Regions from separate parts of the Mus musculus genome. Here all the other regions are linked to region 3. The links are chromatin loops, found by intact Hi-C in ENCODE. Cell type or tissue: heart. All regions are shown on one strand. Region 1 holds the start of Ccn5 (cellular communication network factor 5). Region 2 holds the start of Ttpal (tocopherol (alpha) transfer protein-like). Region 3 overlaps Hnf4aos (hepatic nuclear factor 4 alpha, opposite strand).

Evidence for each region. Hi-C counts contacts between places; a loop is a spot of excess contacts. Peaks named below come from ENCODE experiments on the same cell type or tissue, not always from the same donor. Only the 100,000 strongest peaks of a DNase experiment are listed, where the experiment ranks them.
Region 1: it touches region 3 in a loop (7-fold over the local background); 14 of 42 quality-filtered maps call a loop at or near these places.
Region 2: it touches region 3 in a loop (6-fold over the local background); 28 of 42 quality-filtered maps call a loop at or near these places.

What each region holds. Positions count from the first base shown.
Region 1 is chr2:163,820,717-163,828,716 of GRCm38, reverse strand. Ccn5 (cellular communication network factor 5) reads right to left here and starts at 7,883. Exons shown (of 5, transcript NM_016873.2): 1 at 7,608-7,883; 2 at 7,336-7,428; 3 at 3,360-3,576. The coding sequence starts at 7,395. In heart, no CTCF peak of the experiment used is centred here; DNase peaks (open chromatin) are centred at 4,736 and 7,926; H3K4me3 peaks cover 779 bases; H3K27ac peaks cover 1,111 bases; H3K27me3 peaks cover 2,523 bases.
Region 2 is chr2:163,595,668-163,603,667 of GRCm38, reverse strand. It overlaps Ttpal (tocopherol (alpha) transfer protein-like), which reads right to left and starts at 1,354. Exons shown (of 5, transcript NM_181734.3): 1 at 1,254-1,354. In heart, CTCF peaks have their summits at 1,467 (motif pointing left), 4,216 (motif pointing right) and 5,769 (motif pointing right); DNase peaks (open chromatin) are centred at 1,367, 4,207, 5,792 and 7,487; H3K4me3 peaks cover 1,469 bases; H3K27ac peaks cover 2,631 bases.
Region 3 is chr2:163,531,572-163,539,571 of GRCm38, reverse strand. The region is part of intron 1 of Hnf4aos (hepatic nuclear factor 4 alpha, opposite strand); the gene reads left to right. It also overlaps a transcript of Hnf4a not described here. Among named protein-coding and RNA genes, the nearest start is that of Hnf4aos, 6.1 kb to the left of the region's middle. In heart, CTCF peaks have their summits at 4,489 (motif pointing left) and 7,478 (motif pointing left); DNase peaks (open chromatin) are centred at 11, 4,421 and 7,421; H3K4me3 peaks cover 638 bases; H3K27ac peaks cover 400 bases; H3K27me3 peaks cover 2,959 bases.

The DNA.
Region 1 (8,000 bases), 290 kb before region 3:
GCCGGGAGCCCGGCTTGGGCTCCAGCTATGGGCCAAGTAATTTCACATCTTGCCTCGGTTTCTCCATGTGGAAAAAATAGGATATGTCAAACCTTATTTCACAGCATGTTATAGACTAAATGAAGTTATGTGTGTGACGAATCTGACAAAATGAAGCCTTGGGAAAAGGGTTGTAGCTCAGCAGATTGTCTGACTAGCATGCTCGTGCCCCCAGGCGCAGTCTCCAGCATTGTATAAACTCTGTGGTAGCACAAACATTTGGGAAGTGGTGGCAAGAGATAGAGGTTCAAGGCCAGCCTGGGCTAGACGCCCATCGAAGTTAGTAATGTTTAGTATTTAGCTGTGAAGCACACTCTAGGACTGGGGGTTCATGCAGCGGCCTCTTAGTCCTCTTCCTATGTGACGTCATCCTTGTCTGGTCAGGTTGAATTTTCGGCTTTAGAGCTTTATATTAGCTGCTTAAATTCTCTGAGTGGCCCCACCACTCTCAATGATTACAGTGACTTGTGCCCTCAGGTTACATGGGTCAACACACAGCATCTAGCACAGGGCCAGGCACATAGAGGTGCCCAAGAACACACAGTGATAACTTCAAGACGTGGGCCTTCATGCCACTACCTTTCTGGAGGGCTGGAGTCCAGAGTACTTTTCCTAACATCCCCTTATTCTCCAGAGAGGACTGTTCTCTGTCCACACTGCCTCCAGATCACAAGTCCTTGGACACAAAGACCTTCTGACCTGGACCTTGTTGTCAATGGTTCCCTAGAAACCACGTAGGCAGCTGTGCCTTGATCCCTACCTGGCCTTGCCACTTCTGGGTTCACCCCACCACATCCATCACACAGGCACACGAGTGTACATGCATGCATGTGAACATACACACATACACACACATACATACAAACCCCTATCACACATCCATCACACACACACACACACACACACACCTATCACACACGCTCATCACACACACTCATTACACACACATACATTCATCACATATATACACCATGCCCACTCACATACACACCCATCACACACACATTACATACACATCCATCACATACACACAAACATCTATCACACACTCATACACACCCATCATACATACACACCTATCACACACAAACCTGTGACACACGCATGCTCATCACACACACTCATTACACATACATACATTCATCACACACAGACACCATACCCACTTACACATATACCCATCACACACACTCACATGCACATTCATCACACACACTCACACACACTCATCATACACACACCTATCACACACACACACACACACACCCTGACTTCTGCCCCAGCTTTGGCCCCCAGTTGCCAGGATGACCTGACACCTGACAATCCGAGGCATGTTTAGGAAAGTCAATAGGAGGACGATCATTTTAGCAAGAGTTCCTGGCACTCCATAGACCATCAGCTGGGAGCTGACTGGGTGTGGGGTGTGTGGGGCTGGGCAGCCAGCTTCAGCAGGGTAGCTTTGCTCTGAGGGGCTCCCTGACATTGCAAACTCCATGAGCTGTCTCAGAATCCTACCCAGCTATGCCCATGTCCAGCAGCCAAACTCTTGTTTTCCCCAAGCCTGCTTCAAATCCCCTCTGCCGGCAACCTTCCCTACCTACCCATGATACCAGCCTTCATCTGAGGTCCTCAGCCCCCCTGAGCACAAGCCATGGGCCTGCTCTCCGGGAATCTGTAGGTCCTTTCTTCCCTCGGAAGTCAGTTGCAAGGCAGGAATCACAGAGCCACAGTTGTTTTTCCTTCCTCCACCTGTAAGCTCTGTGACCCATTTAAGTGATTTAACCCTTTCATCTGAGCTCCCTCACCTACTTGATAGGGGCTACATTGGATTGTACCTCCGTGTTAAGGATAAAGGGAAATGGACTCCTATGGTGTTTTCTCACAGGACTTAGGAAAGGGCTCCAGTGACTGCCAGCCCCATTAGACCCTCTGCTGGCATTCACAGAAAGCCACAGATATGTGCTGAGCACCTCATGTGGCCTGGGCCATGTGCCAGGCTGTTGTAATTCAGGATATGTGGGCACGTGGGCAAACATCCTTCCCACTGGAGCACTCCAGTGGAAATAAACACAGCCAACGAGCCGAGGCTGCGTGCCCTGGTGATCCAGCCTGGTGAAATAGTGGGCTAAGGTTAGAGAGGATTTGCAATTTCTTAAAGATAGTGGCAGGGCTTCACAGATGGAGTGGCATGTGGGTGCGAATGTGAAGGAAGTGAGGGGACGACCCATGTGTGTGTCTGGGGAAAGAATGAGTGTGGAGCAATGACCTGTGCTCTGTGCTAAGGCCCTGTGGTCCAGACCATGACTTGAGTGTTCAAAGCTAGTGTGGCTGGAGCAGAGAGCGCGGCAAGAAGGGAAAGGGGTGAGGTTGTTTTGTCAAAATGGAAAGAACACTTAGGTGAAGTAGATGAATTGTAAAAAACAAAAATCAAAACAAAACAAAACAAAACCCCTGAGCCATCTCTCTAAAATTTCAACTAGGGTAATTTTGCTTTTGGGGGCCCTTGGCAAGGTCACCACTGGCAGCTGATCCTGGCACCTCCTCACAGGCAGGGAGACTGCTGCTAAAGGTCAGGCCACAAAGAGCTTCTCAGCAGCAGTGGCCCTGGGATCTGAAACCAAGCCCTGCCCCAAAGTGTCAGAGGACACCCAGGCCTGAGAGAGTGGTGAGGAATGTCATACAACCAGTGCCACCAGAAAACAGCATGGCGTGTGTGTGTGTGTGTGTGTGTGTGTGTGTGTGTGTGTGTGTGTATGACAGCATGGTGTGTGTGTGTGTGTGTGTGTGTGTGTGTGTGTGTGTGTGTGTGTATGACAACATGGAGAGAGAAGCTTAAGGCTCCCAGTCCCAGCTATGGAGGGAGTAGACTGTTACTTAAATCTGTTCAGAGACGGAATAGGCTGTAGGGCATTGAGCATGCTAGCTAACATCTTTGAGCCTCGGTTTCCCTTTTTGTAAAACTTGTGAAAGAGGACAAGTGCCCGGCACTGCTTGGGCACACACCATGCCCCACGTGACGCCTGTGCACCCTTGCTCTCCACGGGGCTGTATATGGGTAGCTGTTGGCCCAGCTCTGGAAGCTGGCTATGATGTGGATGTGTGCGGATGGAGGTCACCATCAGGACAGTTCCAGCAGAGGCCGAGGGAAGAAACAGGGAGCGGGCCTTTGGGTCACCAGTTGAGCTGAATAAACCTAGCACCTAAAGTAAGGTGAAAGAGATAGAGAGAGAGTAGGCTCCATTTTGTCTCTGGATCCCATGGCCTTGACCCCCCAGCCTCCTCCCTGCCCACACACACACTGGTCTAGCAAACCTGCTTACAGAGGCACACAGCACCACGGCCACTGGGGCCTGCCCCAGGCTGACAAACCAGGCCCTGGCTGGGGTCGCAGACATGCAGGTGGTCGCAGGACTCCCCCAGCCTCCGTGCACACACTCGACAGCAGCCACAGCCATCCAGCACCAGGGGTACCCCCGGTGGGCACTGGGGTGGTGTCCAAGGACAGGCACAGGGTGCTGGGCACAGCTGGGCATACACCTGGGGAGACAGAAACCTCACTCAGTTTTGGCTATCATGGAAGGTATGGAAACTCCCACGACTGGTCACTTCTCTGCCAAACCAGACAGTGTGGGATCCTTAGCTCAGCCTCCGTGTCACGCAGAACGGGTCTTCAGCCTGAGCCATCCCACGGTGCTCCTAAGAGGCAGCATGGCACTGACCTTGAGCAAGGACCCAGGTCAGAGTCTCAGTCCTAGGCTCTGTCTTGTTGGCAGCGTAGCCTGAGAGCTCCTTTAACTCTCCAAGCCTGAGTCTCCTCGTTTGTAGAAGGGGGACAGGAAATGATGTCACTAACCCCTGAGCGTGGGTAGGAGGTCATTAATATGGCTGGCTTTTTGCTTGTTTGTTTATTTTTGGGGTGCACATGTATGTGTCGTGTGCAGGTGTTTATGTGAAAATATGAAGACATCAACATCAGGTAGAGGAATTTATCACTCTCTACCTTCTATTTTTCAGGCAGAGTATCTCACCAAGCCTGACCATCATCAGTTGGTTAGGCTGCCTAACCAAGTGAACTTGAGGCTCTGCCCATTGCTGGCCACTCCACTATGGAGGGTTCAGATGTGTCCCACTGTGTGTGGCTGCTACACGTGGGTGCTGGGGCACGATCTCATGTCCTCAAACTTGCACTGAGAGCATTTTACCCCAACAAACAATCTCCTTGCCTTCCCAAATGTGGCTAACTCCGGTGGCCATCTTGGCTATGTGCTCACGGGAGGGCAGGTACAAAAGCCTGAGAGTGATACCAAGGGAAGAGTGTGTTCTTACCCCTCGGACTTGAGAAGTCAAACAGAACACGTCACTTCCCGGTCTTGACACAGCCCACCATGCTTCCCAGCCTTAAGTGCACAATCAGATTAGCCAGGAAAGGGCAATACAGATTCCCAGGCCTCCTCTGGGACTCACGAAACTAGAAGTCACGGAGGCAGGACCTGTGATCTATTTAATAGGCTGTCTAGAAGCGTCTAAGAACCATCTAGGTCCACAGCCCCTCTGGCCCAGCCCACCCCAGCTCTCCACCCCCATATCACTCCACTCCACCACCACCGCTCCGCTCTCAGCACCCTGCACGAATGGGAAATTTGACTCCGCATGGAGGAGGAGCAGGGGGGAGTGACTGCCAATAGTCAGATCTGGGAGCCATGCCACGCCCACCTCACTGCTGTGGACTCTCGGCCCCAGAGGAGGACACTTCTGAAAGAGGCAAAAACTGAGCCAGGGCCTCCGTACCCATTCATCGCAGGGTTTCACCCCAGTGCTACAACTGCGCCTTTCACCCAAGACAGAAATACACAAATGAAGTTCCAGAAGCCATGAGCTCCCGAAAGGGTGGGCACCAAGAGGGAGGGAGATAGCACTCAAGATGTTCCAGACTGCCTACCCTACCAGTGAACGATCAATCTTTAACAGGAATAGAAGGCCTTATATGGAGGATTTGTGATTTAGGAAAAGAAAACTAAAGACCCCAGACCTCTTGATGGGATCAAGGAAACAGTGATCTGTTTACCGCCGCCCCATCCTGCCCACCCCTGGATCCAGAGTCTCAAAAACAAACAAAAAACAAAACAAAACAAAACAAAAATAAACAAAAAACAAAAAACAAAAAAACCTGCTCTCCAGGGCCCGCAGTTCTCACTCTGGCCAGCAGAGGCCGCCCCAGAGTTGCTGCTTGTCCCTAGCCAGTGAGTGAGTGAGTGGTTCCCACCTAAGGCAGGACACCCTGCAGAATTTCAGGTTCCAGAGGGTTCCTGGACCAGCAGCCTCTGAGAGCTTGCCATGAGCATGCACTGTCACCTCTCCAAGCCTCCTGTGTAATCTCAACATGGAATATAAGACATTCTTGGGTAACTCACTTGCAGTTGTCTTGAGAAGAAAGAGGCAGACTTTCAGAGCAAGGGTCTGACTCCCTTGGCTGAGCAGAACTGGCCAAAGACAAAACGAGCCTTCTACTGAGCCGGAGTCCTGCTGCAGGCTCTCGGTAGTTTCTGGCTTCTTCAGGTCCTGACTCCAAGAAAAGCCACTAATGATACCCTTACGTTGAGTGCTGTGTGCACAAGCTTTCCCTTTAGCCCTTTCCTACGAGGTATGGGCTTCGTGTCTGACTTAAAGATGATGAAATAACCCTTGGGAGACTGAGGCAGAAGAATTTTGAAGTTAGCCTGAGCTACATAGTGAGTTCCAGGCCAGCCTGGGCTACAGAGTGACACATTGTTTCAGAATAAACTCCAAAACAGTGAGGACAAAGCAGGTCAAAATCAAGTGATAAATATCTGGAAAGCAGTGGGACAAGATGAGAATTCAGCTTGGTGGGAAGGCAGAGCCCGCACTTAACTCTTGAGCCTGCTGTTCCCCCAGGGACTCCGTTAGCACCTGAACCTCAGCCTCAGCCTCTGTCCTCAGTTCAAGGACAGTAAGTAGGCAGGGCAGGTGCTCTTGCTTAGCCTATGGAAGCAGCAGCCCCTCTGGCATCCTCCTCTCCTCCACCTTTGCTAGCCATTCTGTCCCCATATTCAAGCTGTCTCACTTGCTTTGGTCTCCCCAGACTAAGTAACTAAGTCTCTGGTCGCTGTCAGACCCTGATCAACATCGCTTCGCTGTTTCCAGGTTCCTTCCTCCTGCCCCAGTCCAGAGCCTGGAGCCCACAGCCTGCCTGGAAGATCCAGAATTCCATCCCCCGGGAAGGCTGTGGCCTCAGGTCCTCTCCATGACTACATCCCAGATGCCAATCAACTTCCCAGGACCAGGAAAGAATGGCTTCATAAATGTCACACCAGTGGCCAATCTAGGGCAGCTCTTCCTCAGCCCTTCAGAACCCTCCCCTCCCGGGGCCCAGGAGACCACCCAAGCTACCCTCTCCAGCACCATGTTCTGCTCAACACCTTTCAAGACTGGAAGCCAGTTGGTCCCAGGGAGGGAGATGTTTATACTCAACACTGCATTGGCTCAAGGCCTTAACTCGGTGATACTGGGAACTTAACATTTAGTGTGAGGTATTGCTCAGGTTAGGGTAGAGAGACACAGACTAGGGTTTCCTCCAGACACACCTATGTCTGCCCCAGGCTCCACCATGCAACTCTTCTATTGTTCTTTTTCTTTGCTGTGTGGCTTTGGGCACATTGCTTACCCTCTCTGAGTCTCCTTTGATCAAAACAGGACAATTTGTTATAAGACTGTTATAAATGTGCAAACGGAACTACTCACAAGCCAATTAAAAGATGCCCAATGTGAACCAAGGGACAAGGACATTTGCCACAGAGATGTCTCCTGCTCTCTCTGACCAGGGCCAGAGGTCACTGACTGCCTGAGGGCTAGCATGTTGTACCCTCATGGACTGTACTTTGCAATCAGACCCCAGCATCAACCTCTGTCCTGGTTCAGAGCTACACAGCACTCACATTTGTTTTAGTTTCTATGACACTGGAGGATCCCACTGTCCTCTTTTAGACACTCATCTAGGTCCAGGACCTATGCTATCTTCTGTGGATGCAGTTCTCCTTAGTGGTCTCCCCAGAAGCTTCATGAACATTGTACCCATTCAACTGAGGCTGAAGCTCAGAAAGGGTAGGACACTTGTCTGAGGTCACACAGCCGAACTTGCATGCCCAGAGAGGGAAGCAAGCCTGGGCACAGAGACCAGACTGTATCCAGTATAGGGTCTTTCCAAGAGTTCTAAGTTGTGACCATATATCTGTCCCACCACCCAGAATTCTGCTGTCATTCAAGACCAGGATGCCTTACCATTGAGAGAATGCAGAGGAAGGAAATGGCCAGAAGATGGATCAGTGGGTTGCCCCTCATGTCACCGTGTCCCTTGTGGAGCCAGCTTCAAACCTGGGAAGCAAGACCCGAGTCTTTTTTTATGTTCTGGAGGGAATGAGGTTCCTTCTAGGTGCATACAGAGAAAGAGAAAACGACAGACAGACAGACAGACAGACACACACACACACACACACACACACATTTATAGTCCTTACACCGGTTTCCATAGTCCCAGGAATAAGCCCAGTTACCTGAGGCCGAGGAGGCCACCAAGAAGGTGTCTGACAGTGTGTGAAGCCCAAGCCACCGCAAGTGCCAAGAGTTTAGGACAGGAGCCTGACAGGAGCCTCTCAGCTCCTCAGTTCCCAGCAAGAAAGACCTCCATCCCAAGCTACTGCCACAGCAGCTGCAGCCTCGCCAAGGCCCCTGTCCCAGCCCGGGGTCCTCTGGAGATCAGGAGCGTCTGTCAAATGCTCTGCAGATCTGACCCACGGTGTCCTGAGCCCTGAAGCTCAAGCTCTGGGCAGCCCAGACCCAGCCTGTGGTTTCTGGCAGGGAGACTGGCAGCCACCCAGAGGTGGGTGTGACCCAGAGCAGAGCTTCCCTGGCAGCCTGTCTGCTCTTGGCAACCAAGAGCCTCCCTA
Region 2 (8,000 bases), 64 kb before region 3:
GTAGGTGCCTAGAATCCTAATTCATTGCCTGAGATTGACCGCGGTGCCACAGACTATAGAACTAGCCCCAAAGGCCCTCTCCTTTCTCTCCTCCATTTACCAGGGAGGACAAACTAATAATCCACATTCTTAGACTATCTCACACATCTGACACTCTCTGCATGAAGGCTTCTCTCCATGTTAGCTGCCAAGGCCCAACTGCGATGGGATCTAGTCTGTAAATCCCCGCTCCATCCCCCCCCCCCCCCGCCCCCTTCCTCAGGGTGAGTTCCTCCAGGTTTCTACAGCCCTGGGTTCCTATTCGTCTTTAGAAACTTTTACTTAGTGTCACAGGTGTCTACAAGGAACTCTTCTGGGTCAGTTCCCACCCAGTCATTTATCAAAGAATTACTGATGGCCTCCTGTACCTGTCAGGCACTGTGCTGACAGATGCTAGGGACACAGCAGAAAACAATAACGCCTTGCCTCGTGCGGTTTACATCATGGACTGATGCAAAGAGGTCCTACAGGCTGAGGGTTCTGCTTTGAATCAAGCTCCCCATTGTACATCTGTTTCTTTATTTCTTCCTGGGCATTTGTTGCTGGAGATAAACCCCAGGGCCTTGCACATGCAAGGCACCACTCTCCCACTGAACTACACTGTCGGCTCCACATTTCATCTTCACAATAACTGAGCGTGCTGATTATCGTCAGTTGCCACTTTACAAAGGAGGGAACTGACCTCCTACAATGTGAATCATCACTACAGGCCAGAGAACTTGCCTGTGGAGTCACCACAAGACCCAGTGCCGGCTCGCGACAGCACTCCGTCAACATCAGGGGAAGTACGGCAAGCCCTGTCCAGTGAGGCAGAGCGAAGAAGGGTCAAGCCCCACCCTGGTCTCATCATCTCTATCTTCCACCTGCAGCTTCCTGCTGTATCCCCAAGGGCTCAGCAGTGGCTGTCAGCCTCGACAACGACGTGATGGACAGGAAATAAAGCCTGACACCCTCCCCACCTGGAGCCATCTCTCTCTCCGGGGCATCCCCTCTCGTCCACAACAACAGGAGGCAGGAAGCCATCTCTCTCGGAGCCCCAGAGACCTGCGAGCCGCTGACAGCGTCCCAAGGCCCCTACTTCCGGTCTTCGCCCCCTCCCCAGGTGTCCCCATTTCCTGGGGTCTCCCGCCCCTCTGGCCCACTTCCGGCGATCTCGCCCTCTCCGGTCCCTATCTCTGGCCCCTCGGCGCACACCCGGGCTCGTGGGCACTCACCAGCCCGGCGGCGGGCGGAGCGCGGGTCACGGCGGCAGGAGCCTCGGCTGGCAGCGCGCGCAGAACAGACCCGCACTCCCCGGCCGGCCGGCCCGGCCCTCGCGCCGGAAGTGACGCTCGAGCCGCGTGTAGGCGGCGCCCATCCGGGAATGCGCATGAGTGAACTTTGTAGTGCTGACTTGGGGCTTGACACCACCTGGTGGCCCCGGCTGTGCAGCTGAGTTGGGTTTCGGGTGGGGAAACTGAGGCCTCGGGGAGGGAAGCTGGAACACACTGCCATATGCCTAGTGTTCTACATCATTTTCTCATTAAATTGTCTTTTTATTTATTTATTTTCATTTTATATATATATATATATTTTTTTTTTTCAATCCCCCTGCCTGCTGTGACCTCTAGAGAAGCGGCAAATCAATGCAGAAACCAGCTTCAGACCTAGACCTCAGGCTTATCATTTGCAGAACTACTCTGTCCTCAGCTGATGTCTGGACTGGCTGCCTGTGTCAGTATGCCATCAGCTGAGCCGCTTTGGCCAAGTGCACTAGCCTCTTCGCCTCTATTTCTTCGTGAATAACGATTCTTGCCCTGGACCCCGACTCAGAAACTACTTGTTTCCTGCTCTGGGGCTCACAATGTTGTCTCGAGACAGCAGTAGTTTGAAAAGGAGTTTATTAACTCCACATCTGACCCATTTACTAGCCTCACCACACATACCCATGGTTTGTGCAACTGTAATTTCGAGGCAAATCTCTTTTAGGTAGAATAAGGACAACAGACCATTTCTAGAGAGAAATTTCGTCGGTCTAAGAAAATGTCATATTCAAAGGGATAACCTTAAGTCCCTCATCCTTTCCCTACCTTATGAATAAGTGGAGTCCTAGAGTGGTGGGAAGTGACCTTCAAGGACATAAGGACACAATGGATTTTGCCAGATGTCAAACTAAATATGTGAGAGGGGTTCGAGGTACCCTGGGAATTCTGAGTTATGTTTATCTGTTTTGTTTGTTTTTAATAGAGGGTGCCTTTGTAGACCAGCTGGCCCCCAACTCATGACTCTTGCGCCTTGTCTTCTGAGACAGTGAGTGTGTGCCGCCACCCCAGGTTACAAGTCATGAGACTTGCAGTCCTCCCTTCTCTCCAGTCACCAGCTTCTAGGCTGCCAAATAAAATATAGAACTCTCAGTTAAATTTGAATTTCAGATAAACAAAGGTCTATTTTTAAGACTAGGTTCCTTATGTAACATTTGGGACACATACTTTAGAAATGTTTGTTTCTCAGAAACTCACATTTAAATAGGTGTCCTGTCCCCCGTCCGCGCCCCCCCCCCGCCCAAATCTAAGTGTTAGTTTCCTGTTCCATTTATAACAAATTACTACATAGTGACTTCAAATAACACAAATGTATTTTGTTGCTTTGCTAAAGACACCGGGGAGCTGGGAAGGCTGCTGTCTCTCTGGGTACTGGTTCTCTTTTCCAACTTGCAGAAGCTACTGAGCTACTGGTATTATTTGGTCCATGGTCTTCCCCACATCACTCCGACATCTTGCTTCTGTTGTCACAACGGCAACTGACTGAGTCCTGAATACCCCCTCTGTGTTCTCTCTCCCTCTCTCTCTTTCTCTCTCTCTTTCTCTCTCTCTTTGTGTGTGTGTGTGAGTGAGAGAGAGAGAGAGAGAGAGAGAGAGAGAGAACTTGATGTAATCTAGGCTGACTTCAAGTCCACAATCCTTCTGTGTCACATTTGGAAGTCCTGGAATCATAAGTGTGAATGCTCATGTCTCTTACAAAAGTCATGTTCAAATATTTGAGAAATTTGGGCATCGTGATGCACGCCTTTAACCTCAGCTGCGTTTGAGGTCAGCTGGCCAGTCAGGACCATGAGTAAGACCCTGTTTCAAAGATTTGTTTTTGAGACACTTACTCAGGTTGGTCTTGAACTTTCAGTTCTCCCACTTCAGCCTCTTGAGTAGAAAAGATCAGGAGACACGTCACCTCCAGCTTCCTGCCTCTCACTTATAAGAATGTTTACAGTTACATTGGGCCCATTATTGGGAGAACCTGGAATAGTCTCACCATCTGAAGATCCTTAAGCACACCTATAACATCTCTTTGACCCCATGAGATATTTACAAATTACAGAGGCTAAGATGAGGACATCTCAGGGGACAGGACATGATTCATCCACCGAAATCTACTAATCTTAATTCAAATTATATGACGTTGGCCAATCTATTCAGGCTCCCAAACATCTGGATCCCTGGGCTGGTTAGTGTTATCTGTCAAATTCATAGGCTCTAGAATCACCCGTGAAGTGGATATCTGGGTATGTCTATAGGAATTTGCCTTAACTGTGGCTCACTGAATAGGGAAGACTAGCTGGGATCATTCCCTGGTTGGGATCCTGGACTGTGGAGAAAGGCAGCTAAGCAGCAGCCTTTGTTCACTTCTCTCACTAAGCTTCCTGACTGGAACACAATATGACTGGCTACCTTAAGTGCTGCTTTTCATGATGGCCTCTGTACCCTGAATTGTGAGCCTGAATAAACTCTTCCTCCTTCCTGTGTGTGTGTATGTGTGTGTGTGTGTTTGTGACAGGAGCTCTGGCTATCCTGGAACTCACTACATAGACCGGGATAGCCTAGAACTCACAGAGACCCACTTCTCTCTTCCTCTCAAATGCCAGAATTAAAGGTGTGAGCCACCACTGCTGGCCACCAACTCTTCCCTTCTTAAGTGGCTTTGTCAGGAATAGAAAGGTAACTAACATAGTCTTCAGAAGCAAAAACAAAACAAAAAAGCTGATTAAATGAGCTCATAAGACAAAAATAACTTTTCTCAAGCTGCACAAATAGTAGGAGGCTTCTGGAGCAAAGCTTTAGCCCTGCTGGCCCAGGTGTTGAGATTAAACCTCTCTTCCAGATGAACAGTTTACCGGTGGCCCTGGCAGCCCAGCCTGCACTTCTAGATGCTGACAGTAGGGGGAGATGAGCTTGGTGAGGATGGTCAGCCTTCCTGAGTGAAAGTTTAGAGATGGCAGAAGGGTGTCAGACAAACAAAACAGGAGAGTTTTCTCATGTTGAGCAGCTGTAGACAATGAGGCACTAGGCTCATATCATATAATATATCTAAATATACATGTATATATGTAACATATACCCATATATGTATATATCCTTCTGTATATGTTTATATATAATATATATGTGATATATAATATATATGATATATATGTGATATATATCTATATAGATATATATCCTTATAATGCTTATACTGAAAACAATGGGAGAGATGGTCTTTACAGAATAGGACATTCCAATTCAGAAAGGATCCGAGATGAGAGTCAAGTCCAAATGTCAGTGTAGTCGCAAATTTTACTTCATTCTAGAGACTATACCACGCTTGTCTCTTTGGTTTCAGAGGTTGAAAGACAGGCTTGGATCAAGGAAGGGCCAGAAGCTGTCCACGTTTACAATTAAATAGGTGAGCAGAGACTTGAGTTTCTGTATTGTTGCCTGTCTTGGACAGCCAGAAGTAACCGATCTGGAACATCACATTGAAAGGACCCGTTGCCATGTGCACAAGGAGAGCTGTGAGCCTTGTGCAGGGGCCCCTTGGGAACTCCAAGGAATGATGTCCAGAGATCTGGTCCACTGGGACTCGGAATGTCTGCTAGCTGTGATCACCCGCTCCAGATCAGAAGGTCACCAAAGGTCAGCTTTCCCTGCATCCTGGCCTCTCTGAGCTTCCTTGCCAGTGTGCCACAATGGCTTGGAGCACCAGAGCTGTCTCCAGCTGTATCTACTTCAGCTGTCTATATTGGAGATGGTGGCACGACTCAAGGGACTATTTTCTTTTTAAAAGCAATGTATAAGCATATTCATGCAGCTCACAGGTATTTACACCCCTGTTTTTGAGACAGGGTTTTGCTCTGTAGCTCTGGCTAGCTTGTAACTCACTGTGTAGAACATGGTAGCTTCAAACTTACAGCAGTTCTCCTGCCTCTGTCTCCCAAGTTCTGCGACTACAGATATGAGCGATACACCCTACAACAAACTATATTCTTTCAAAATTATGTTTGCTTATTTTGTGTGTGTGTGTTAGCACACACATACCACAGTGCATTTGTGGAGGTCAGGGGTCAACTCACAGGAGTTAGTTCTCTACCAACATAGGTCAAGCCCAGGTCAAGTCCAGGTCAAGCCCAGGTCAAGTCCAGGTCAAGCCCAGGTCCACAGACTTGGCAATAAGCATCTCCACTGATCAAACTATCTTGCTGGACCCTCTATTTTTTTTTTATTTAATTGTCATTATTGTTGCTTTTGAGATATACTCATGTGTCGCAGACTATCTTGAACTAACATGTAGTTGAGGATGACCCCGCATTCCTGATTCTCCTATCATACCTCCAAGGTGGTTACAGTTATGACTGTTATGCTTGTCTTGACATTTTTAAAAAGATTTTTTTATTTTTATGTTCTGCCTGTGGGTGTTTTGCCTGCATGTATGCCCATGCAGCACCCTCAGAGGCCAGAAGGTGGCACTGGGTTTCCTGGAGCTGGAGATGTAGATGATTGACAGCTACCACGTGGGTGCTGGTAGATCCCAGGTCTTCTAGAAGAGCAGCAGGTGCTTTTCATTCTTGAGCCTTCTCTTTAAGCTCCAAATGTAACGTGAATTTCTGGATCCATTTTGGTTTTTTTTTTTTTTTTGGTTTTTCGAGACAGGGTTTCTCTGTGTAGCCCTGGCTGTCCTGGCACTCACTTTGTAGACCATCCCGAGTGCTGGGATTAAAGGTGTGCGCCACCACGCCCGGCTCCATTTTGGTTTTTTAAATCAAGTTTTTAAAAAGTTAAAGTCAAACTGCTTACCTCTCTAAGTACATGTGTACATTTGCACGCGAATGCGTGTGTGTGTGTGTGTGTGTGTGTTTGTGCGTGCATGCGTGTGTGCACTCAGGTGGTGTGGTTTCTGGTAGAAGTAGACACATAGTAGGCACTCACTAAATCAGTCCCCCTGACTCACCAGAAACACTTAGCTCTATGGTTGTGGAAACATTACCAGCATGGTTAGAAATAAATGCTCAGTGCTTCCCAGGGCCTACTGTCTGCCAGCCATGGGTCCCAGATCATCTAGGACAGTGGGCCCCTCACAATGCTCATATCTTTCATTTCCATTTTTACAAGGCTCAAAGAAACTACATGTGACCACAAGCAGCTGATAAAGTATTTTGGGGTTTTGTTTTGTTTTGTTGTTACTTGTTTTAAAACTTACATTCATTCATTCATTCATTCATTGTGTATCTGTGTGTGTGTGTGATATGTGTGTTCAAGTGGCATATGGTACACATGTAGAAGCCAGAGATAAACTTTTTAGCAAATGGGCTCTCTCTCTCTCTTCCTTGTACGTCCTGAGGATCAAACTCAGGCCACCAGACTTGGCTGCAAGCCCCTCCTCCGGCTGAGCAGCTAACTGTGTCACCAACTGTTCAAATGTCTCCCCTCTCTGAGCGTCTGTTAACTGAGGTTCTCAGGAAGAAGTGGGGCCTCCTTTATTAGCGCAATTGTTTGAGGAGCTGCAGATTGAACTAGGGCCTCTTGTACGCTGTGCCCACACTTTGTTAGGTTTGGCATTCAGTGAGTGCTATTTGCAGTAATAACTTCCCTTACTGGGCACCTGCCCCTATGGGTTCTCTTGGGGAGGGGAGCAGGCTGGAGCTCTGAGAGGCAGAGGAACCTGCCCGAGTTACAAAACAAGCAAATGGCCGTGAGGGGTTGGGCGCTAGAGTTGTGGGATGAGGAGGACTCACTCTAATTCTTGGGATTCTAAGGAACAAAACATCCCATGCGCTTCAACAATCTCTCTTGCTGGGGCTGACTTACTCTGAGGTCAACAGTTGCCCAATTAGTGGTTTGGAGCCCAGCTTGGCTGGAAAAATGTCCAAACCTGGGCTGGGGGAAGCCGGAGGCTTGGCAAGCACAAGAGAGATCTCTGACTTCAATCATAGGGTCGTGTGAAGCCTGTGACCCCCTGGCCTGGCATGCCTCAAGTGCCAGAGTCTTCTTTCTCTGCATGCCACCTTCTGCTCAAGAGCCCAGGCTCAGGCCCTAGAAGGAAGGATCCGGGTCTTTGAATGGGTTTGGCCGGGTAGATTTCCCAGAAGAGGTCAGAACCAGCTGTGTTTTTGTGGTCACACATTGATCTTCCTGAGTCAGCACGGCTGCTTGGAGGGACAGGATGTCCTGTCTGTTCCCAGGGGCTTTGGATCCTAGCCAGACTGAATATTTTCCAAAACATGTCCTGAAACGGAGATGCGGCAGGGATAGGAGATATCCCACCCCTTCTCCATCAATGCCAGCCCAGACACTCACCTCTCCTTCTAGTACAGCGCCTGGACCTAGTTCTGACCACACACCTGGCACTGTGCTATTCTCTCTGTACTCTACTAACTCAACAGAGCACAGTGGAACAGCCTCAGATCCGAATTCCATATGGCAGCTGGGCAAACAGACTCAGAGACAAGTGTCCATCATCTTGGCATTCAGAAGGCTGAGGCAGGAAGACCTCAAATTTGAAGCCAGCCTGAGCTATATAGGGAGTTACAAGGCCAGCTTGGGGTTACACTGTGACAGTGAAATCCTGTTGAAATGAGGGAAGAGAAAGGAAAAGGGGAAGGGAAAAATCAGAGAGATCAGGCGGCTTATAAATGGTCTCACAGAGAAGGAATTGCAGGGCTGTGCTGAGAGGTC
Region 3 (8,000 bases):
TTGGGAATGAGGAATGAGTCTGCTATTCAGAAGTTATCCTTAATCTCCTCGACTCCAGTTCGGAGGGGCCCCAGGGATTTGTCTGATGTCATCAGGGTAAAGTATTTGGGAGTTCGTTCGGAGACAGGCCAGGATCACTGTGTTTAGTTGCACAGGTCACTCACTGCACAAATATTCTAGTTCAGGAGGCTGAGGTGGGGGATGGTGCAGGGGGTGGAAATCCCGCCCTTGTTCCAAAGCCCCAGAACCTGGTCTATCCAAAGGGGATACACTTTCTCATTTGAGCAAACATTCCATGTAAACCATTGGATAGCTTGTCCCAATTTGTTCTTAGCCATGCCTGGTCCTTAGAAAAGCCATTTTCCTCTTTGGTCTTTGAATTTCATATGGAAAACCGAGCTGAAGGTTCATTCTGGCTAACACCAAATGGAACCACTTGATACTGTGAAAGGTTTTTACGTCCTAGCTTTGAAAGGCCTTGTGCTGGAATATGGCTCAGTGGTAGAATGCTTGCCTAGCGTGTGACAGGCCCTGGCCATTCCCCGGCTCCACACAGGGAACAAAAAGGGACAGATAAAACAGTGATTCCCAAGCCCTGTCACAAACCAGGCAGACAAGGTAGCACACATCTGTAATCACAGCAGGAGAATTGGGAATTCCAAGCCAACCTGGGCTATATCCCGGTGAGAGGAAGGCCAGCCTGGGCTTATGTAGTTACACTCTATCTCAAAACAAAAATCTTGCAATGGGAGGCACAGTGCTAGGTGCTGGAGATTTCCCGAGAAGTCTGGTGGGTGGTCATGATTCTGAACCTCTGCTGGGTCAGGGAAGGCTGGAAATATGTTAATATGGGTCCAGATTTGACTGTGTACAAGTCAAACCTTGGCTGAGGCTCAGTTTCCCCATCTGTTAGGTGGGTTGGTGATAACTTCCTCTCCAAGTCAGAATGCTGACTCATGGGTGATGTTTGCACCACACCTGGCTCCATCTCCAGTTTGTGGACAGCTCTAATTCCAGGCACCAATGGCTATTGCTGTTATTATTGGCAACAGCATATTGGCTTCCAGGTCAAGGATGAAATGACCTGGAACTAATTCCTAGGACATGCATTGTAATCTTCTCTGCACACCTGTCGCTATGGCAGTGTGTGTAGTTATGATTATTCTTGTTTACTATTTTACCTCATTTGCTTAAGCCTTTCATCTGATGTCCTTGCTGCATTGCTGTGTTTCAAAATAAGAATAGAAGAAGGTACCTGTTGAGACTTGCTTCCCCTGACTCTGTCCATCACTGCTCCCAGCTTCTGCACCATTTGGGGCCATTTCTTAGTTTTTCTTGTCTTCCAAGCGTTACAGGAGCCTTGCATGTATGTCCATGACCTGTGTACCCCTGTGTTGTCAAGCAGCCTCCTCGCTGTCCTGAACTTTGCTTTTCTCATTTTCTGTGGTGGTCAGTAGGCTATCTGACACCTTTGGGGCAAGCCTTGGCTAAGGAAGAGCCGGCTCAGCCAGGGAGCCTCGGTTTCCCAGGGAGTCAAGTCTCAGATTTTTATTTTTCGGTAGGGTTTTGTATATGTAGCTTAGGCTGGCCTTAAACTCGCTAACTAGTGGGAGTGACCTTGAACTTCTGGTCCTCCTGACTGTGCTTTCTAAATACTAGGATGACAGGTGTGCACCGTCGGGTGTGCTTTATTCAGTGCTGAATACAGAAAGAACACAGAGCTTCACCCACGGTAGGCAAGCAAGCAAGTGTTCTACCAGCTGCATCCCCAGCCCCTGGGGTTTAAATTTCCCTCCTGGTTACTGGATTGCCAGGGCATTTGGGGTCTGAAATCCCCAGAGAGGCTAAAAGGTGAGCAAGGTGCCAAACCAGGGACCCAGAGACTAATTGTCCCCTGGGGTGGCATAGTCCAGGCTCTGTGCCCTCCAGCCCTGTGGAGACTGTCTAGAACTCTCTGCTGGCCTCAGGGTGAGCGGGCAAAGATCTGGGAAGGTCAGGAGGGGAGAAACCAGGCCAGTCAGACAGGCTGCCTCTGGCTCCTGAAGACACGGTGGGCAACGTGGAGTTCAAGACAGAGGTGATGGCGGGTTTTGTCTTGTTTCTTTTAACAGTGCTCTGTTTAGATCACTGTGAGGTCCCCTCTGAATTCTTCACCTGCTTCAGTTTACTGACTTTAAATGGCTCACTTAAATGGCTCACTTGCCTCTCTCTGACTCAGTTTCCCCAACCGCAAAGTGAAAATGAGATGGCTGATAAGCCTTGCAGTACCCCCAAAGAGTCATTGGGGATCTGAACTATATATGTATGTATGTATATATATATATATATGTATATATATATATATATATATATATATTGATCAAATGTCCTCCAGACTTGTCCTTCTGGGCTGAGTTGGGGACTGAGACTAAAGATCTCCACATGCCCTGAATTCTAAGCTTCCCCCTGAGTCCCTGGTCTCTCTTCTACCTCCCTGGGCTCCCTTCTGGACAGACGTGAACTCAAGAGCATACCTGATGTGATCTGCAGGAACCCCTGGCCCCTGTCCGACATCCTCCTCCTGGTCCTATGGGGTCACACACGGTGGGCAAGCTCTTCATCCTTGAACCACTTCCTGCTGCCACTCTGGTACCCAAGACCCTGTGAGGGCTGCTGGCGAGTTAATCCCTTAATACTGGTCACAATGAGATTTCGGGGACATTGGGAAGTGGTCACCATGGAGACCAAAGACCTTCCCAGGACCCATGGGAGTAATCAGCTATAGGCCTCAACAAGGGGCCTGAAGGCCCAACCTAGATAGGCGTGAGAGGCACAGAGGCTGCACTTGGGGACCTGCAAAGACCTCTTGCTGTCTCTTCATGTTCTCCTGCTAAGCTGGGAGCCAGCCACACTGGTAGAGAGAGTCCTGTTCTCCTCTTGAGCCCCAGGTTCCTTGCTCTCTTTTGGGGGCCTTGGTCATCAGCAAAGTAGCTTTTCTAGCAGAGTTCAAGGCTCCCTTCCAAGTCTGTAGGATTTGAGCTGGAAGCTCTACCTTCCCTTCCCAGTCTAGCCCAAGCCAGGCACTTCTCTTTCCAGGCCTCAGTTTCCCCATATACGAGTACAGCAAAGCTGCCCTGGCTTCCCTCAGGGGTCTGGAAGTGAATAAACCCACCCAGTGAGTGTGAATGATGGTCTGATAACACTTCACACTCCCTCCCCAGCCGCCTACAGGACCCCACAGCCCAGCCCTGCTCTCTGACAGGCCTGTCGGGCTCCGTGTCTCATTTCGGTTGCTTTTCTCCAGGAAAAGTCTTGATGACCTAGGAGGGGTTAAGGACTCCTCCTCCCCTGTTCCTTCCCAGCCCCCCAGAGCATATACACTATATTTACCATAGTGTCTGTCATGGTGACTGCCTCCTCCTTTGGACTGCCTGCCTACCATGGTTTTTCAGGGATCCAACAGGTGCTTAAAGTAAATACGTTGCCTGAATAAATGAGTGAAGAATTGAAGGAATCCACCCACCCAAGCATTTTGACTTATCAGCACCGTTACTGTGGAGGCGGAAGACTGAGCAAGGAAGACAGGGGGCGAGAGCCTTCCCTTACAGGATTGTAGTCAGCAACGAAAATAAAAACATCCAGTGGAACTGTAACTTCAGACAACCATATTGTACTTTGTAGCATAAGTATATCCTCAATAATGACATACTCATACTTAAAAAATAAGGGATGGCTCAGCAGGTAAAGGCATCTGTCCCCTAGCCTGACTCTGGTGGCTTAGGAACCCACCCGACAAGTTATCTCTGACCTCCCCAGGAGCCTGTGGCCACCCATACACCCTCACACTCACAATAAATTAAAAAAAAAAAAAAAGGTTAAGGAAGGGTATGGTTTATCCCATCCCAGATGTAACGGAGAGCTGAGGCTGTGTCTGGCAACCGCATTCTCAGCCTGGCATATCAGGCAGTAAGGGAGGTAAATTAAAAAGAGAAGTAAATTTTAAATAGTGACCAGCTGCCCAGAACAAGGAAGCCGAGAGAGATGACAGCACCTCGTGGTCAGGGGGCCCGGCCTCTGGATAAGGTGGCCCTCTCCTACGAGGAGACAATTTTACACCCCAGTGAGGCGTTGTTAGGATAAGCTTAATGTGCATGGTACTTAGTGAGGGACGGGCAGGGGGCTGCTGGCTGTTGAGTCACTTGCTAGAATGTGCATTTTTGCACCTTGGATCTGAGCCTTTGCAATCCAGCGTAAACCCGTGGTCCCACCCTCCAGGTCAGCCAATGTCCTCAGCGGGGCAGAGAGCCAGAGGAAAGGGGCCAAAGGAGCTGCGCAGAGAAGCGTGGCCACCTAACAGAGCTCAGCGTCCTGATATCCTCTTCTGGCCCACCCCTGTCGCGTCCTGCGAGTGCGGCTCCTCTCAGGGCTACAGAAACTAGCTCAGCAAATCTTCCTCTGAACGCATCCAGCATAGCGATTTGGCCTTCGAGGGCTCCTCCTAGTGGCCAACGTGGGAACTGGCGCTCAAGACTCGTACTTCACGTACATCCCAGGAGGCCATACTGTAATCTAGTCACAGCCCGCTGCCACTGCATCAACCAGAATGCAAGATTTAAAAAAAAAAAAAAATCTATTCTGCATTTCCGAAAGTTCAGGCTCCAGCCCCAGGAGCCAGTGTGCGGGCGGCTTTGAGGAAGTTCCCAGGCTTGTGCTGGCATCAAACGAAAGCCTTTATTTGCACACACCATCATTTAGAATGGTATTCATAACATTAAATACCACTCCCTCATCATAAAAGTTGATATGGAAGCTGTAGAGAAGGCTCGGTGGTGAACAGCGCTTACTTGCAGAGAACCCTAGATGGGTTCCCGGCACCTATGGGATAGCTCACAGCAGTACCTCCAGGGGATCTGATGCCCTCTTCTGGCCTCCATGGCTCCAACACACGCGCCACAAATAAATGCACACAAACATTCGCATATTCACACACACATGCACACATACACATGTGCGCTAATATTTAAATAAAAAATAGAGTTAGCATGGAGATATGAGTGAAATTAGCTCTGTTAATTAGGCTCATGTTAAACACACTGGAAGCTTTGTCCAGTAGGATGACTTATTCTGTTCCCACGTTCTTTAACATCACCACCACCACCACCATCACCACATGACATATCTACCTCCATCTTCATTTAAAAAAAAAGTGCCTCAGTTTACGCTATCCCTGACAGTAGCTAGGATGTTTCCCCTGCTCCACTACAGCCAACTTGAGCGCAATCACCATGTTTCTGGAAGCCAGGAGAAATCTGTGCACAACACTTCCTTGCCCACTCTGCTCCTGTGCCATCTACTCTTCACCCGAAGCCGGGCCATGATCATGCGCAAATATACCTTGAGTCCGATCTCTTCCCTCATTAAACTTTTACAGTGGCCTTGCCTCTCAGCCTGATGACCTGAATTCAATCCCCAGGCCTCACATGGTGGAAGGAAAGAAGCGACTCCACGTGACCTCCACGTGATCACTGTAGAACACCCTTCCCAGTGCATACATACATGCACACATACACATTTAAGGAAGAGAATGCCATTATAAAGAGAAGTGCCATTTATAAAGCTCACAAGACTCCTGCCACAGAGATGTTGTCGCTGTATCCCACGGCTCCAACCTCATCTCTTTCCTCCCTTTCTCCTTCCTGTCTCAGGGCCTTTGCACATCCCCTTTCTGCTAACTATTGTTGCCACACCCTGGTGTGAGACTAGATCTTCTGCTCCAGGCTGGCCGCTCTCCCACACAGTGTGTGAGTTCTGTAACTTCCTCAACCTGCATTCTCTGTCTCTGCCCCGTCTTTCCAGAACGTCAACTGGAAATGGCCCCGTGTTCAGCTACTTGGAGATAATCTACTTACATTTCTCCAGCCCCCCCCCCCATGTGGAGATGCCCGCTGGCTGCATTCCTCAAGGTACACCCCAAACCTTGAACAGGTCCAAATGAAACAAAGAAGAGGCAACTAATGGGAATTTGGTAGTGTGCTGAAGAGGCCTTCGAGGAGAAATTGTTGGGGATGCGGACCGTGAGCTCATCAGGTAAACGTGCTTGCCTCTCAGCCTGATGACCCGGATGCAATCCCCAGGACCTACACGGTGGAAGGAGGAGAGGTGACCCCTGCCCTTTGACCTCCATGTGATCATTGTGTAACACCCTTCCCCGACACATGCATACATGAAGAGAACGTCATTAAGTGTCTAGTAGATAGTTGACAATTAGTGAAAACAACTCTATATTACAAGAGAGGGTTTTTTGCAGAGTGAAGTAAACAGCCTGAGAATCATAAAGTATTTAGTCGGGGCATGGTGGCAAATGCTTTAAAACGCCAGCCCTTAGAAAGTGGAGGCAGGAAGATGAGGGATTCAAGGCCATCCTTGGCTACATAGTGAGTTTACGTGTAGCTTTGCACTAAATGAAACCATGTCAACAAAGAAAAGAAGAAAAGGAATTCATCAAGGGACCAACAACGTGGATCAGTGAATAAAGATGTTAGCCAGGGACTCAGCGGAAAGACAGAGCTGGCTTTCACTAGTTATCTGTGCTCCACACTGCCATGCTTGCCCACATATATGCATATGCACATGCCAATAATACACACAATGAGCAGGTGAGGTACAGGGCTGGAGAGATGGCTCAGCGGTTAAGAGCACCATCTGTTCTTCCAGAGATCCTGAATTCAATTCCCGGTAACCACATGGTGGCTCACAGCCATCTGTAATGAGATCTGATGCCCTCTTCTGGTGTGTCTGAAGTCAGTTACAGTGTCCTCATATAGGTAAAATAAATAAATCTTTTAAAAAGAAAAATAAAAGGTGAAGTACAGCAGACGCTCAGCAGGGTGAGGCGTTGGTGACCTCAGCTCCATCCCTGGTACCCACACTGTAGAAGGAACAAAATAGTTTCGGGGTCCGCAAGGTTCTCAGCCGTGGCTCCTCCCCTTCTCTTCCTCCCCTTTCCAGATACCTACCCTGCCCCGTGCTCCCCATGTCCTTTCAAAACAAACCCTAGCCCCAGTTCAACTCCCTTCAGATCCTAGATTAAGTCTGGCCAGTCAATGAAGAAACAGCACGCTTACAACAGTCACGAGGTACCCGTTCAGAGAGAGACTGCCAGGCTCATCTTCCTTCCCTAGGAACAGGGGCTTGAAGACCACGAGCAGCCTGTTGGTGGGTAAGGACGGGCAAAACTAAGGGCCCTGGCCCAACCTACCTCTCTGGATCAGTTTGCTCCTAGTCTATCCGGGGCTATTCACATTGGTCTACTTTGCTTTTAGGCAGGGGGATAGCTTCATAGTTGCTCTGTTCTCTGGATGTGACTGTGACACTTGTCTCGGCCAGTGACATGAGAGGAAAAACAAGCGGTGCCAGCCCCAGTCCGAAGCCTTGAGGCTAGGTGCTACTTTACAGAAAGAGGCACCACGGTGAAGAGAGCCCTCTGCTGGCCAAGGCGGGACATGCACTATAAGGGACTTAGACCCCGCTAATGGAACCAATCTTGGAGTTGTTTTGTCACAGAACGGCATACCTAATTAGATGGGATAGACTTCCCAATGCATCTCGGGTTTTCCCAAGAACTTTTATCATATCTGAAAACCACCTCTAATGTTATCTACATACAATCTCTCTTGCACCAGGTCATTTCTTTTTTACTTGGGTTTATTTTATTGTCTTAAAAAAACTTTTTTTTTTGAGGTAGGCTCTCACGTAGCACAAACTGGGCTCAAACTTGCTATGCAGCCAAGAATGACCATGAATTTCTGATCCCTCCTGTTTTCTATAAAGCTACAAGAATGTGTTGTTAGTTCCGTTTTTATGGGGTTCTGGAACACACTAGGCAAGCATCTGACTGACTGGGCTACATCTCCAGGTCCTGGATTTATTTTCAAAGGAATCGTTATTCTTATCAAGTAGGATATCACTTCCTAATTAGAAAGTAATAAAAATAGTCATAATGAAATAAACCATTTTGTTAC